Regions from separate parts of the Mus musculus genome. Here region 2 is linked to region 1. A link is a loop called in an ENCODE intact Hi-C map of the cell type or tissue named here. Cell type or tissue: left cerebral cortex. All regions are shown on one strand. Links, peaks and the distances in the headings refer to the core of each region. The heading gives the core; the rest is flanking DNA. Region 1 has its middle 26 kb from the start of Gm23860. Region 2 has its middle 140 kb from the start of 8430436N08Rik.

The links. A loop is a pair of places that touch in the nucleus more often than their neighbours do. Peaks named below come from ENCODE experiments on the same cell type or tissue, not always from the same donor. Only the 100,000 strongest peaks of a DNase experiment are listed, where the experiment ranks them.
Region 2: it touches region 1 in a loop (2.4-fold over the local background); 3 of 42 quality-filtered maps call a loop at or near these places.

The regions. Positions count from the first base shown.
Region 1 is chr4:7,842,395-7,850,745 of GRCm38, reverse strand. No RefSeq gene overlaps it. Among named protein-coding and RNA genes, the nearest start is that of Gm23860, 26 kb to the right of the region's middle. In left cerebral cortex, for the core only: no CTCF peak of the experiment used is centred there; a DNase peak (open chromatin) is centred at 3,127; H3K27ac peaks cover 657 bases.
Region 2 is chr4:7,415,724-7,424,074 of GRCm38, reverse strand. No RefSeq gene overlaps it. Among named protein-coding and RNA genes, the nearest start is that of 8430436N08Rik, 140 kb to the left of the region's middle. In left cerebral cortex, for the core only: no CTCF peak of the experiment used is centred there; DNase peaks (open chromatin) are centred at 673, 3,719 and 3,935.

The sequences.
Region 1 (8,351 bases), core at 32-8,031:
TAGAAAAGGTCCTTGGACAGAATAAAAATTTTAAATTGCAATTACTATTTTCCTATTTAATGCCACATTAATTAAAAGGGATCTATCTGCACTGTGTGTTATCAATAAAAATAATCTTGCTAATAAGCTGGATGTCTCTGAAAGTTTATATGTGTGTCCTGGCTTCTGATCACTGTACTCCACTCAAGATCATATTGGTTTTCTTACACTGTCCAGGCAGAAGTAACAGAGTTCTGCCATGCCACACTTTCTCTGACACTCCACTTGCCCTGGACTTCAGGAGGTAATTGCTATGCTTGTTTAATGAGGTTTCAGAATACAAAAGATGCCTGTTTAGCAATTTTCTTTTCTGTTGTTTGGGAACCATAAATGGATTCATTTCCAGATGCAGAAAGCAGCATCTTGTTTTGTTTTTTTCTGTCTTGTTTTTTCTGTCTTGTGTTGGTGGAAGTCCATTCCCTAAAGACTTCATATTGAACTCTTTCTTTTAAATTCCATTGAAGCCCAAATGGGAATGATTGCTAGGTTTTCTTTTTGCCCATTTTAAACAGGGGAAATACACCCTATCTTATTTTAAAGAGCTAGTAGTAGCTTAGCTAACAGGAAGAAGCTGAGCCCCTGAACTTGATCAGAAGCCTATGTGTGGAATAGAGAGAAGGCCTCAGACAATCCCTTCAATAGCTTTATTTTCTCCTATAACAAAATGCAGTCCTGCTCATGAGCCCACCTGTATTTCCCCTTCATCTAATAAACTGGCTAGGCCAGAGCTGCAAAGGAACATAGTAATATTGACAATGTTGCTGGAAATCCGTGTGCTTTAGAATGTATTAACTTTTGCTGCACTGCTGAACATATGAAGGAAAATTGGCTTAGCAAAAAAAGAAAATCACTTTACTCCAGCCCCCCTCTTTTTGCTGATGGGACTAAGTATAGCAATCAAAATGAATAGGACCTGATAGAGAAGGTGGTGTACTTGTCCGAGCTGAAGACGCCCAGTTTGACACACCCTCAGGCTATAATACATTACAGAGCTTCAAGAAATATCTGAGCATGTCTCAGGCTGATATGAAGGGAGCCACAGGTAAAACTGTTGTGAAATAAGCAAGCTAAAGGTGCCACTGAGGTTAATGTGATGGTAATAGTGTCCACACTAAAACAAAGTACGTCTGTGCCTTTGTTTATAATTTTAATGTCCACATTCACCAACTCTAACAATACATGCTTCGGCTGGGTTCTCAGGTCACCTGCTGGGGATAGATTGCATTCTTCTATTATTTTTTCATTCCAAACCTCTTAAGATGTCTATTAAAGAAAACATGCAGGAATTGGCTTGTGTTTTAGATTTACTTCTATGCAATTTCACAATAAAGGGATCTCATTTTTATCTTTTGTAAATTCCCATGTTGAGTTAATTTTCACTTAATAATGTCTTTAAGTAATTGCCAATTAATAGAACAAACAACACATTTTTATACATACAACTTTTAGGATATGGTAATTAATATTATCTAAAGTTAAAACATTCAAATAATCAGGTTATTGTGTTAGATGTCTTTTAAGCATTCACTTTTAAAAACTATTACTGTGTTTATACATATTGTGGGGTAAAATATAGTCAGTTGAGTTTAGTATACAATATGTGTCATTAGCCATTAAGGAACATTTTGATCAAAGGTACAATTATGTATTCTTACAAGATATGGTATTACACTTCTGTATATGTATGGCTTATTTACTGATCAAATCACAGGGATTGACACTTCCATTGTACACTGCACTGCGTGCTATCAGGTCTTCATACTTGGACCTCAAGTTCTAGGGTTTGAGCCATGACAACCACAGATGTTGCTGCTGTTTGCTGGGTGCCTGGGCTGGAGAGCAGGGTCCTTTGCTTCATCTCTACTCCAACCTCTTCATGCCAGCAGTATCCAGTTGGCCCCTACAGCATCCTTAGGGTGGTCCCTGTGACTCACTTTCTCCTGACTATTAACAGCTCAAGTGAATCCTAACCATTGGAAGCAGGAGGGAACTAAAAAATTAGTGTTTTAGAGAACAAAAAGGGAATTGTCTGAAAGTATATTAAACTGTAGTGCTGGATATTTGAGGTTGTAATTTCTGGCAAAAAAAAAAAACCTATATTGAAAAAGCACTGTAGAAATAAATGTAAAAGATGGAGACTATGGAGTGGAGCTTGCCATTTTGAAAAGATAGGGGAAGCAAAACTGTATGCCAAGTCACAGTAGTAGGATGAAGTCTCTGAGTAGAATTTTGGAGTAGAACAGTCTTTGTTATTCAACTTCTCTAAGTTTTTAAGATACCTTTTTCTGATTTCTTTTTGTCAAACCAGCAGTGCAGCATTGGTGTTAGTTTCTTTTTAGAGAAATTTAAGGATCAATGAGGTAGACTATGTAAACTTTGTGATATGGTGCCAATCACAGCAAATCCTCCTGAAATATTACTGCATTCACTTCCTTATACCAGGTACAATTAAGTTAGCCTCATCAGCTCTCATGCTAAAGGACCCAGGTTCAGAATTTCTGAGATGAAGTTCTTTGCCATAGCGTGACACCTTTGGTGGGAATCAAATGGGTCTTCTACAGTTCCTATCTTACCACCTGCAGCATCATTGTGAATAGGAGGCCCCTGTTTATTTGGTGGCATGCTAGCCTCAGGCACTAATAAGCTTGAAATAATATATAGATAGGAATTGTATAAAAAATGTGTCTTTTTAAATCTCGTGCCCTTTTTTTTCTGACTGCCAGCTTGAATGCAAGTAAACTGCTTATGGAAAAAAAAAGATTTATTCTCAAGGATGCAGGGTGCTTTTCCCAGAGCTATAACCATTGCTGTAAAAGCCTCAGGATGAGGTCATCACTCAAAGTCTGTTAAGAGTAAACAGAGGCAGACGTGAAAGTAGTAAGGACAAATTTCAATCAGTGATATGTTCACGCAGCAGAACAGAGGGTCTAGCTTGAACTAGACTCAGGTTTGACTTTTTTCAGCAATGGTTGGATGTTTGATAAATGATGAAGAAGGAATGAGATCAATCGGCTCCCATGGCATCAGAGAAGAAAACACTAGAAAGGGAAGTTGTGGGTGACTGGTGCTTAGGGAGCCATCTGTTCTCTCTGATTTGCCTTATCTATAGCAGACTTCTCACCAAATGTACTTTCCTTAGGAGTTGGCTGGAATAAAGAAAGGCAAAATGCACCAACGCGTGGATACTTCACTCCTCCCTAGAATATGGAATAAAATATCCATGGAAGGAGCTGCAGAGACAAAGTTTGGAGCTAAGACAAAAGGATGGACCGTCCAGAGACTGCCCCACCTGGGGGTCCATCCCATAAGTAGCCACCAAATGCAGACACTATTGCATATGCCAGCCAGATTTTGCTGAAAGGACCCTGATATAGCTGTCTCCTGTGAGGCTCTGCCAGTGCCTGGCAAATACAGAAGTGGATGTTCACAGTTATCTATAGGATGGAACACAAGGCCCCTAATGTAGGAGCTAGAGAAAGTACCCAAGAGCTGAAGGAGTCTGTAACCCAATAGGTGGAAAAACAATATGAACTAATCAATACCCCCAGAGCTCGTGTCTCTAGCTGCATATGTAGCAGAAGATGGCCTAGTTGGCCATCATTGGGAAGAGAGGCCCCTTGGTCTAGCAAACTTTATACGCCCCAGTACAGAGGAATGCCAGGGCCAAGAAGTGGGAGTGAGTGGGTAGGGGAGCAGGGCAGGGGGAGTGTATAGGGGACTTTTGGAATAGCATTTGAAATGTAAATGAAGAAAATATCTAATAAAAATGTGGGAAGAAAAGAAAAAGAAAATGCAAGTTAAAAAAAAAAGAAAGGCAAAATGCTTTTAGTGTCCACAGTTTTTGCATACACACCCTTTAATGATAGGAGTAGTAAGATTACAATGGAAAGCTCATTATATTGTTAGGGAGTATATTAGTATTTACTCATATTTACTCATGTTTTTATATTTTTACCTCCAGTGTTGGGATGGGATTCATGGCCTTGTGCATGCTAAGTAAATACTCTGCTCCTGGATCCTGTCTAAGTTTTTATAGGTTGTAGCTGGGACCCACTGAAGAAAAGAGTCTAGAAGAAACTAGCAAAAATTTGCACAAGGAAGAAATCTTTGTCAGATCTCAGGTCTTTAAAGATTTCTGTCTGTGTTCTTTTGTTATTTCCATTTTGTGTTGTATGAGAAAAGAAACCTCAAGAGTCTAAAGGCATTGATTCACAGGAGAAAATAAATCAAAGGTAGTTGGTTTCCTCAATGTTCTTTAGTGTTATCAAATCCTCAATGTTCTTTAGTGTTATCAAATGTAACACAACATTCTTCAACTTGACCCTTCTTTGTGAATTTATTAAGAATGGGATAGAATGCTACCAGACAACTTGTATTTGTAATGGAATAGTAGACAGAATTCTAAGTGGACTTGATGGCCTTCTAGACCATTATCTCCACACTACAAATTATGGAGTAAAATGTTAGAGGTGACAGAATTGCTGTAGTTGACCCAGCCAGAAAGGAGGAGAGCCAGTACAAGTTCCCCAGCTGTACCACCTAACTGCACAGGCTACATGTTAAGTCATTAACATCACTGCAATACAAAACAAAGCCTTGATTTCCTCATCTTAGAGCAACTGCACACTTTAATTTCTTATGCTATTTTCATAAAGTGTTTTTTCTTCCCCAAACAGGATTTCTAGAAAATAAAGACCCAACTCCAAATAATTTAGACTGTGACTCTCTCAGAAAACTTAAATGCTTATTTGTCTGTCCAAACACTCATTTTGTTAATTTTTAAACACTTATTCTTTCATAATTTGATGCTTATACACATGATGTATTGTGATCACACCCCAACACTGTCCCCTCTTAACCTCCTCTCCCTTTTGCAAAACATTTTTCCCAATAACCATTCCAAATCATATTGCTTTTCATGCGTATGTGCCTCACTCCTTACATGAGCATCTATGGAGTACTCTTTACTTGAGTAGGGGAAACTTAGTCTGGCCGCATCACAGTGTTATGATGCACCTGTGACTACTCACAGAGAGGTGGGACCTCAAGCCCACTCCCATCTATGACGTCTGCTGATGGGTTCAAGTAAGTACTGCTGCTGTGAACTAAGGTCCAATGACTATTTCATCTAAAAACAAACAAACAAAAGTGTTTTAGTGTTTTACTGCATATTTTCTCATCAAACAGACCTTACATTCTTTTTGTCTCCTTTTTCTTATCATTCCCTGAGCTTTGGATCCCTCCAAAGCTGATCAGATGTTTTGTTTAGGACCGGGTTCTCAACTGTTCTTTAGTCTTAGCAGTTTGGACACCTATGAGTCTCTGCATTGAGCATAATCTACTATCAACAGAAGGCTCTCTGGCTGACAATGAGCAGCACAAGCATATGTGTATATAAATGAATATTTAGAAGGCAGTTAGCACCATGTCCATTTAACAAACTAACAATAGTAGTTTTCCCTCCATGAGATGGCACATGACCTCCCAGCTATGGAGTTTTGATGAGGTTCAGTACCAGACATGAATTATCTTCTGTGGAGCAATCCTCAAAACCAATCAAGACAGAGTTGGTTAACTCCACAGCACTCATACCACCATTGCATTAGTGGATACATCTTGCTTAGCAGCTTGGTATTGTAGACCTTGCAGTTTATAACAGAAGGTGGGCAATAACTTTCCTCTTTAACAGCCTGCATAGTACTTTCAGGCACTATGAAACCTAGCTGTTAGGGATAAAGCTTCCAGGTTAGTTAGTTCTAGTTCCATTACTCTCCTTCTTGTAAGGGAAGTGGATGCTCTCTTCAGAAATAGGTGTTATCATATAATTGTGGTGGACAACCAAAAGCAATAGCAATAAAATCATTTAGGGGCCTGTGGTCCTCCTTCTCAACAACTCATGGGGGAGTATCCTATATGTGGAACATGGATTTTTTTCTATCTGTCCATGCAAGGTACATCTATTTAAACTCTATTTTAGAATATATTTTTAAAATTAGTTTACAAAATAATAGGTAACAATATGGATGCTTTCATCCATCTTTAGTTTTGTTAAATCTCCCTCCATCCCCTTCCATCTCCCATCTCATATCCCTATCCTGCTCAAAAGGTTTGGTTTTTTAATTCTAGCACTCACTTTAACATGCAAAACTCTAGTTCTTGATGTCCTTCCATTTAAATACTTTAATTTCAGTTACCATTGGGGAAACCAGACAGAAAATTTAGTATAATGGTACTGAGAAAGGATTGTTTTTAAATCTTTGTCACACTGTATTTGGAGTACCTCTTCATCTACTTTTTGTGCATCAAATATTCCAAGTAGAAAAACAACCCACTAATGAGCTGCTTTCTAGTTGATTTCCTTGGTGCTGTGAGATTTTTTTTTTCATCGAAGTAAGGCAAATCAGCTGGAGACTGATCATGCATAAACTCTCAGAACAAAGACTCTCTCATCACTCCAGAAGAAATTTTATACTCAAGCTGTAGATATGAAGATAGTGAAAGATATGACATACCTCAGTGATATAATTGAGAAATTGGTGTCGTTTATGGGATTTCAATAATCATCCTTTCATTTGTACTTATTAACTGGAACTTAGAGGGACACTTCACTCACTTTAATTGATTATGGTAATGGAAATGAACCCCTGCAACCACATAGCAAAGATACCCCAAGCACTTTATGAAGCACTGCCTTTTGTTTATTGTTTTTTTTTGTTTGTTTTACTGAGCAAGCAAAACTAATGATTATGTTTGATTAAATCTTATTTCCATGTAGGTACCTGCTTAATTGGTAGTTTAGTCAGTCTATCCTTTGAGTGGTGTTAATGGCATCCTTTGACTTATTTTGTTGTTGTTAAGATGAAGATACAGACAATTGGGACAAGAGACACATCTCCTGCTGATGCAACAATGACTTTGCTCTCTAGAAATTCTCATCAGTGGATTTGGTACTGTTTTGAAAGTTCTAACTCTAGATTGAACTATTTTTACTATAAATGTCTATCTAGCCCAATATATGCCTCAAATAAATACTATATATTCAAAACAAAAAATTCTCCATTTTGTAAATCATTGTTTCTCCTTTTGAGTTTTTATTTCTGGCAACAACACCATCATTCTTTCAGACATAGAAATAAAATGTTAAAGTCATTATTTCTCCATACAAATGGAGTAATGTGAGAAAGATTGGGGAGTTTTGTCAGATTTGTCTTGGGCCAATTACTAACTCAGAGGAAATTAACAGGATAGCAATTGGCATGAATATATTGTACAGTAGCTATATATGGAACCATATTTGTTATTTTAAAGTGGGTGCAATCATATATATATATATATATATAATATTTATATATCTTTTGGTACAAACATAGAAACATGTTATGTGAATAGTAAGCTCAGTAGTCCTCAAAATAATTAGGTAATGCATTTGTAGACAAAAAGAGGCTATATAATTTTAAATGAAAATCAAATTTGGCATTTATCTTAACAATTGGATTTCCAAAATCCAGGTTTCCAAGAATGTTATATTCAATCTTTCTTAGTTTGAGAAATGATTCTGAAATAGTATTCATGTTCAGATAAAATTTGTAATATTTTAGACATATTTCATCAGCAAACCTATCTTTGAAAGCTGACAGAGATCATTACTAAACAAAATAAAATTACTAGCAGGAATTTGATTTGTCAAAGATATATTTGCTTTCACTGATAGCAGTTATTAGCATTTAAATACAGAATTCAATATAATAAAATAATTTCATATAAAATTACACTAATAATAATGTTTGCTCATTTTGAATGTGGGAAAACAAATGAGAATTAAATGGATTTATTAATAAATAACCAATAGTATATTACTAACATAGAGGAGATTTTAGTGTTACTATCTGAACAAATTAATATTACAAGGCACCAAAGAAATAGAAGTTAATAATCAAAAGGATAACACTAATTTTCCCTGTTTCTGGAAAATGTGGTGGTTTTCTTTTATTTGTAAACAATACATTCCAAGACCCTTACTAAATATCTGAAAACAAGGATGAATGAGAATACACTCACACACACACACGCACACACATGCACACATGCACACGTATATATATTTAATTGTATATAATATGTATATAGATACATACATATATTCTCCCCCTCTATATAGCTATATGTTCTTATATTTTTGCAGTGAGCCTAGCCTTCAACAGTATATATATATATATATATATATATATATATATATATATATATATATATATTCCTTTTTCTACACATACAGTCCTACAATGCAATTACATTTAAAATTTAAAACATTGTTT
Region 2 (8,351 bases), core at 164-8,163, 430 kb after region 1:
CTCATACCCACATATGCACACACACACATGCATGTGCATACACTTGCATACACATTCACACACATGCATGCATACACACAGAGGCAGCGCAAATGTTTGCACATACACGCTCACATACACAAACACACAAGCAACACAAATGTGTGTGCATGCACACACACACAAATACACAAATACATGCACACAATGTGCACACACACATTCACCCATGCCCTCCCCACACATACACATGCATGCACATGCATGCACATGCATGCACATGCACACACACATAAACATCCACACACTCGCATATACACACACAAGTAACACAAATGTGTGCACACACACGCACATATACACATAAACACATATACCCACACATGCATATGCACACACACACACACACACACACACACACACACACACACACACACACACACATGTATCACATGCCACAGAAAAGAGGAGCAGGAAGAGATCTGTGAGAAGTCTACAAAGTAAGACTTTGGGCCTGAAATGTTCCTGAAGTATAAAGAGCAAACACAAGGAGATTCCCTGGTGTCTGTGGCATTGGTTATACTTGGTAAAGGGCCCCATCCAGCCATTCCTTTGAGTACTGACACAGTCAGATGGCTCTGCTCGAGGTGATGAAAGGGGGTGATTTGCTCCTTAGGGTTGCCAGTCACTCGTGTCGTGTTCTGATGCTGTCTGTCTCTTCTCTCTTAGACATTTGGTGTGCCTGGGCACAAGGCAGAGCCCTTGTCAATCACCCAGTGAGGCCTATGACTTAGGCATTTATTTGGCTTCAGGATTCAACTCTTTTCCTTCCCAAAATATATGTTCTGTGGGGGCAGTGTCTTCTCCATCACACTGCACCGTGTGAGTGAAATGGCAAATCCATTAGGATGGCGGTATTTGTAATTTATTTTTGGGACATCTTTCCTTCTCAGGGCCCACTCCAATCAAGAATAAGTGATACCCAAATCTAGGACAAACAAGCATACTTTCTAATGACTTTGAACCTTAAAACAGCTTAAAAGACAGGCTGTGTGAAAAGAAAGAGAGTAAAGCAAATTGGGTTAATTAATCAGCCAGCACCGCCTGTCTCAATTTTATGAGCATATTTCGCTCACCCAAACTCTGTGCTCTAGGCTTCCAATCACAGTCTCCCAGCAGGCACTACCTTCTCAATTCAGAATTTGTTTTCATTGTTTGTAATAAAAGAAAATTATACTGCAAGGCTAATTACTAACCTGTATGGACTTCTCTCTCTCTCTGTCTCTCTCTGTCTCTGTCTGTCTGTCTGTCTGTCTGTCTGTCTCTCTCTCTCTCTTTCTCTCTCTCTCTCTCTCTCTCTCTCTCTCACACACACACACACACACACACACACACACACACACACACACACACACACACACACACATACACACACACAAATGATGTGGATCCAAACGGATACTCGTTTCATCCTTGTTGAAGGCACATTTATTCCAGACAATATGCGGAGAGTAAATGAATTTGGAGAATTTAGTCCTAAAAGGGGTGTTTACATCAAACATCTAATTTCAAGACTAAGGAACCTATGTGGAAAAGGAGGCAGAAACATTGTCAGATAGAGGTATGGATGACTCCAAGGTATCCATCTTCCAGACATAATAGGACAGAAGCACATGTGAATTCACAGAGACTATGGCAGCATGCAGAAGATCTACAGAGGCCCGAGCCAGATGGGTTTCCTTCACAGAGGGAGAAGTGACATTGAATTCCCACCAATAACCAAGAAGTTATTTGTAATTGATACCCTGGCAAAGACAAAGTCGGTTTTCTTCACAGGGTATATCAACCTTACTTCAAGGCGGCTCCACAGCCTGGGAGTAGCTGGACAACATAAAATAAAATCAGTGGGTTCATTGTGGATACTTTGATTCATTTTGATTTGTTTGACTTTTTTTTTTGTCTTACTTATTTTCATTTGTTTTGGTTTTTATTTGTGGTATTTATATTTTGCAAAAGGAGAGATCATAAATTTTGGTGGGTAGGTAGGGGGAGAAGATCTTGGAGTTATTGGGGAGGAGAAAAACATGATCAAAATATATGAAAAAAAGTTTCTAAATAATAAAGAAAAGGAAAAACTGATAGAATTATGAAGATATATGAGAAAGTTTTATCTATATTTGATTTTTCCCTTGCCCTTTGTTATACTAGCTTCCTCTCACTGCTAAGAAATATATACATGTATACATACAACTTATTATACACACATATGCCCAGATACATATGCACACATACTTACATATGTAAATGTGTGTATATGTCATTCCTAGAACTTGGAGTGACAATTAATAACAGACTGTATGAATTTATACTATAAGTGTGTATCCTATTACATATAATATAGCTCATTATGTGTAATTATGAATTAATATGCAATTATAGAATAGCTAACACAATTCATGGAGTATCTACTGCTCTTGTCCTTACTTGTACAGACTCAAAGGTAGAGATTAAATAGGTAATTTTTTAACTTTTCAAATGTTTGACTACTGATTTGGGGCTGCAAGAAACTTCCTATTTCCACACATTGGCTATGGGTTTATGAGCTACCATTTACATCTGGCATTTGCCTTCTTTTACACTAAAAACTTGGTATTGAAATTCAAATCTAGAGTCTCTCACATTCAAAGCAAGACTCTATCACTAATTTATGACCCCAGATTTGCCATCTTGCTTCTCAGTGATAACAAAGGTCTTGACGAAGTAATTAAAACTTAAGCTGTTGTCACACAGCAATGATTAATTCAAAGTGTGGTTTCTGGAAACTACAGTTTTGAGAAGAAGCAACCATCAAGCATAACCAAAATCTGGAAACAAATTAAGGGAATGAGAAAAACGCAGCACAATGGGAAAGGTCAGCAAAGAAGAATCATGAATCTGCAACAGACATCTTTATGATCTGGCTCTGGGTTTTCTCTCCACCATTTCTGAAATTGTCATTTAAGATGACTTCCACATCCCAGTGGAACCTGCTATCCCAGTCTTATGGTTCCTTGTATCTTAATGCCCAGTGAGAGCTTGCCCTCCTTGAACCTCTCAACTGTTTGCTCTCAACCTGGGACATAACCATTTTTTTAAAGATTTTTTTATTAGATATTTACTTTATTTACCTTTCAAATGTTGTCCCCTTTCTTGGCTTCCCTTCTGAAAACCCCCTGTCCCCTCCACCCTCCCTCTGCTCACTAACCCACCCACACCTGCTTCCTGGCCCTGGCATTCCCCTCCACTGGGACATAGGGCCTTCACAGGACCAAGGGCTTCTCTTCCCATGGATGACCAACTAGACCATCCTCTGTTATATATGCTGCTGGAGCCATGAGTCCCACCATGGCTTTGGTTGGTGATTTATTCTCTGAGAGCTCTAGGGGTACTGGTATTTCATATTGTTGTTCCTTCTATGGTGTTGCACACCCCTTCAGCGCCTTGGATCCTTTCTCTAGCTCCTTCATTGGGGGCCCTGTGCTCACCCAGACATTTTCTGGATGCCAACAAGTGCTGATTGACAGAAGCCTATTAAAGCTGTCTCCAGAGAGGCTCCACCAGTGCCTGGCAAATACAGAGGTGGATCCTCACAGCCTACCATTGGACATTACCATTCTTAGTAATGCCACCCCTAATTCATGCAGTGCTTTCTCAGTTCCCCAGAAACCATCTTCAGCCCACTGCCCTCCTCTGCATTCTCTTTGTATGAGGACAAGTAACTACCTTGTCACAGGCACCTCTCAAACACTTCTTCTTTCATTGCTCCTTCAACTCAAATAGCTATCTGGCCTTCATCTAATCTTAAATTACTTGTGCATTTGGGCACAGTGACTGACCACAATGAGAACCATGCTTGGTCATTATTCATTCTCTCTTTTTGATCAATGAATACATCTTTACAGCTGCTCTATAATCATTCCCACTCACATGAGCCTTCCTTCCCACTTCTCTGCAAATATCCCTTGCTACTGAATCATTGTTCACTGCACAAATGCCTCCAACTTCAGAAATCAAAGCCATGCTAGAACATAATCTACCATGCTACATAGGACTTTTTCATATGCTTCCACTCTAAGAACTCTGAAAGTCATAGTTTTGTATGGTTAGACTCAGCTGTCTTCACATCCTCTCCTCCCTCTTTCTTCTACATTTTCTCCCCTTTGCTCCCCTGGAGCTGTTATTGGGATCAGAAAAACAGGTTGTTTTGTTTTCAAATCATCTCTTATGTCTCGCTTGATTTATGACATTATGTGCCATTTATTACTCTTCTGCTTTCATTGATTCATTCAGTCATCTTCTTGAAAATGACTTTCCTCTAGTCCATCTTTCATCCAATGGTCTCTCCTTCTTAATCACTTCTTTGTCTTCTTCCTCTTTTCCTTTTTGAATTTTGAAGTCCTCAGTGCTTGTTTCTAGACAACATTTTTCATGATTTGTATGCTGATGTCATCAAATTGTGCCTTCCGCCAAGACTTTTCCCTGAAACCCACGTTCACTTTTAAAACCCACTTCAATAGTTCTAATAGATGGTCCATATTGTCAAAAATAATTATTTTTCCCTTATTTACTTATTTATTTATTTATTTATTTATTTAAATTAGTATTTTCTTATTTTACATTTCATATGCTATCCCAAAACTCCCCCATACCCTCCTGCCCCCCACTCCCCTACCCACCCACTCCCACTTCTTAGCCCTGGTGTTCCTCTGTACTGAGGCTTACAAAGTTTGCAAGACCAAGGGGCCTCTCCTCCCAATGATGGCCGACTAGGCCATCTTCTGCTACATATGCAGCTAGAGACACGAGCTCTGGGGGTACTGGTTAGTTCATATTGTTGTTCCACCTATAGGGTTGCAGACCCCTTTAGCTCCTTGGGTACTTTCTCTAGCTCCTCCATTGGGGGCCCTGTGATCCATCCAATAGCTGACTGTGAGCATAGACTCACAAGAGACAGCTATATCAGGGTCCTTTCAACAAAATCTTGCTGGCATATGTGATGGTGTCTGTGTATGGAGGCTGATTATGGGATGGATCCCCAGGTGTGGCAGTCTCTAGATTGTCCATCCTTTCGTCTCAGCTCCAAACTTTGTCACTGTAATTCCTTCTATGGGTGTTTTGTTCCAAATTCTAAGAAGTGGCAAAGTGACCACACTTTGGTTTTCATTCTTCTTGAGTTTCATGTGCTTTGCAACCTGTACCTTGGGTATTCTAAGTTTCTGGGCTAATATCCACTCATCAGTGAGTACATATCATGTGAGTTCTTTTGTGATTGGGTTACCTCACTCAGGATGATATCCTCCTCCACACAAAACCAGAAACACTAAAACTTATAGAGGAGAAAATGGTGAAAAGCCTCGAAGATATGGACACGGGGGAAAAATTCCTGAATAGAACAGCAATGGCTTGTGCTGTAAGATAGAGAATAGACAAATGGGACCGCATAAATTGCAAAGCTTCTGTAAGGCAAAAGACACTGTCAATAAGACAAAAAGGCCACCAACAGATTGGGAAAGGATCTTTACCAATTCTAAATCAGATAGAGGACTAATATCCAATATATATAAAGAACTCAAGAAGGTGGACTCCAGAAAATCAAATAACCCCATTAAAAATGGGGCTCAGAGCTAAACAAAGAATTCTCACCTGAGGAATACCGAATGGCAGAGAAGCACCTGAAAAAATGTTCAACATCCTTAATCATCAGGGAAATGCAAATCAAAACAACCCTGAGATTCCACCTCACACCAGTCAGAATCGCTAAGATAAAAAATTCAGGTGACAGCAGATGCTGGTGAGGATGTGCAGAAAGAGGAACACTCCTCCATTGTTGGTGGGATTGCAAGCTTGTACAACCACTCTGGAAGTCAGTCTGGAAGTTTCTCAGAAAACTGGACATAGCACTACCGGAGGATCCCACAATACCTCTCCTGGTCATATATCCAGAAGATGTTCCAACTGGTAATAAGGACACATGCTCTTCTATGTTCATAGCAGCCTTATTTATAATAGCCAGAAGCTAGAAAGAACCCAGATGCCCCTCAACAGAGTAATGGATACAGAAAATGTGGTACATTTACACAATGGAGTACTACTCAGCTATTAAAAAGAATGAATTTATGAAATTCCTAGGCAAATGGATGGACCAAAAATAATTATTTTATCTCACCTCTTCACAAATTGCTTTCATTTTTAGCAAATGTTACATATGGCCACTGATACATTTTCAGAGGATAAACACTTCTGAGCACTTTCTCTCTTTAACCCCCAACCTATCCAATTTGTTAATCTCGGTTTAACATTTCTATAATTACCACTACAGTCTGGCCTTTGGCTACCATAGTGATTGACCTCACTGGGTGCTCTACTCCTATCTCTGCCTTTCATTGGCACTCTGTATAAAATCCTAATTCATTCTCCCAATGCAAAAGTGCAATATTGTCCCATCCAAAAGCCTTCAAAAGTATGTCACCATATGCAGAATAAAATATAAAACCATTATGAGGCCTGTGAAGATCTTTGCTTTGCCATTGTCTCTGATTTCTTTTATCTTCACATTCAGGTGACATTGTCATCAGACTATTAACAATGGTCTGGGTTGTTTTTTTGTTTGTTTGTTTGTTTGTTTTACCCTCAGCATTTTCCTTTCTATGCCTGTATCTAGAAAAAAAAATAAACAAACATTTCCAAGGGTGAAATCTTCACAAGAGAATATGTGGAATGTTTCGAGTGAGATACATGAGAAGTAGTATTTTGATTATTGTCTTACTTACTTTTCTATTGCTGTGATAAATCACTATAATGAAAACAACTTAAAGAAACAAAGAGTTTATTTTGGGCTTATAGTTTCAGAAGATTATAGTCCATGAGACTCATGGTAGGGAGCATGGCAGCAGTAGGGAAGAAATGGCCCTTGAAATAAAGCTGAAAACTCACTTTTTAAAAACGATTTTATTTTATGTATAGATAGTGTACACTATCACTGTCTTTAAGACATACCAGAAGATCATCATCAGATCCCATTACATTTATTATAAGCCACCAAGTAGTTGCTGGGAATTGAACTCAGGACCTCAGGAAGAGCAGTCAGAGCTCTTAACTGCTGAGGCATCTCTTCAGCCCTGACAACTAACAGACTAAGACAACAATCACCACAAGGCAAATAAAGTGTACTGAGAATATCATGGGCTTTGGAAACCTCAAAGCCCATCTCTAGTGACATATCTCTTCCAACAATGGCACAACTACTTGTTCTAAAAACTGGGGACCATGTATTTAAACATATGAAGCTATGGAAGCCATTGTCATTCAAACCAGCATAGTTATCACCAAGCACATTTTAATCACATGTTATATGTACTAGATTACTTACCTTAATATAAGTATGGCCCAAAATACTTTTTCAGTTTGTAATAAATGGTAGGAGTATTAAAGATGATGGCTACTTCATTACCTTAGGGGATGTCAGAAAATATATAACACCATTATCTATTGGTTGCCACTTACTATTTTCCATGTCTGATTGCCATAGTGTTCAGAGCAAGACAACTTGTCAAATATTAACTCTTTAAGGGTTGCTTTTAAGATAGGCACTTTAATCCTCAATGTAAAAACCAAAATGGGGTCCATAAAGGATATCTAAGAAACATTGTGTGCATGAGACAAATAAAACCCATAGTGGTAGTTCACACCATCATACCATTCCTTCCATCATGTACTTTCTTCCACTTTTAACAGAAAGAGATCCATAATAATAGAAGAACCTAACAGAAATGTAGCATACCATGAATAGATTGAACTGAACTCAGAATATCAACTTCAGGTTAGTGAGAAGAGTAGAAGGAATTGTGAAAATCAGCTTTTAAAGGAATACTTATTAGCAAGGCTGGATTACAAATGAGAGTGATGATGTGTGCTTGTGACACAGTGGGAGGACCATTTGGTTGCTGCCATGGCGATAACAAGAGTAAAGATGGCAGAAAGAAGTGAGATTGGGGACTTTTGGGATAGCATTGGAAATGTAAATGAGGAAAATACCTAATAAAATGTATATATATATAAAAAAAGTGAGATCGTCCTGACCTCAGGGCAAACCTGAACATTTACACACCATAAGTGGTATCTTCAAAGTCTTCAAAGGCTCTTGTGTTCATAAGGTTGCTGGCAAGCTATTCCTCTGACGTTGGACTAGTGAGGTTGAATGACGTTGGGTCATTGAGCCAACGTTGAGCACAGGCATGTATCCCGTGCCATCATACCTTGGCTCAGACTGAAGGTGGAGTACTAAATACCAAATGCTATTCTTAGGCTCGGTCTCAGAGTAAAGACCATGAGGG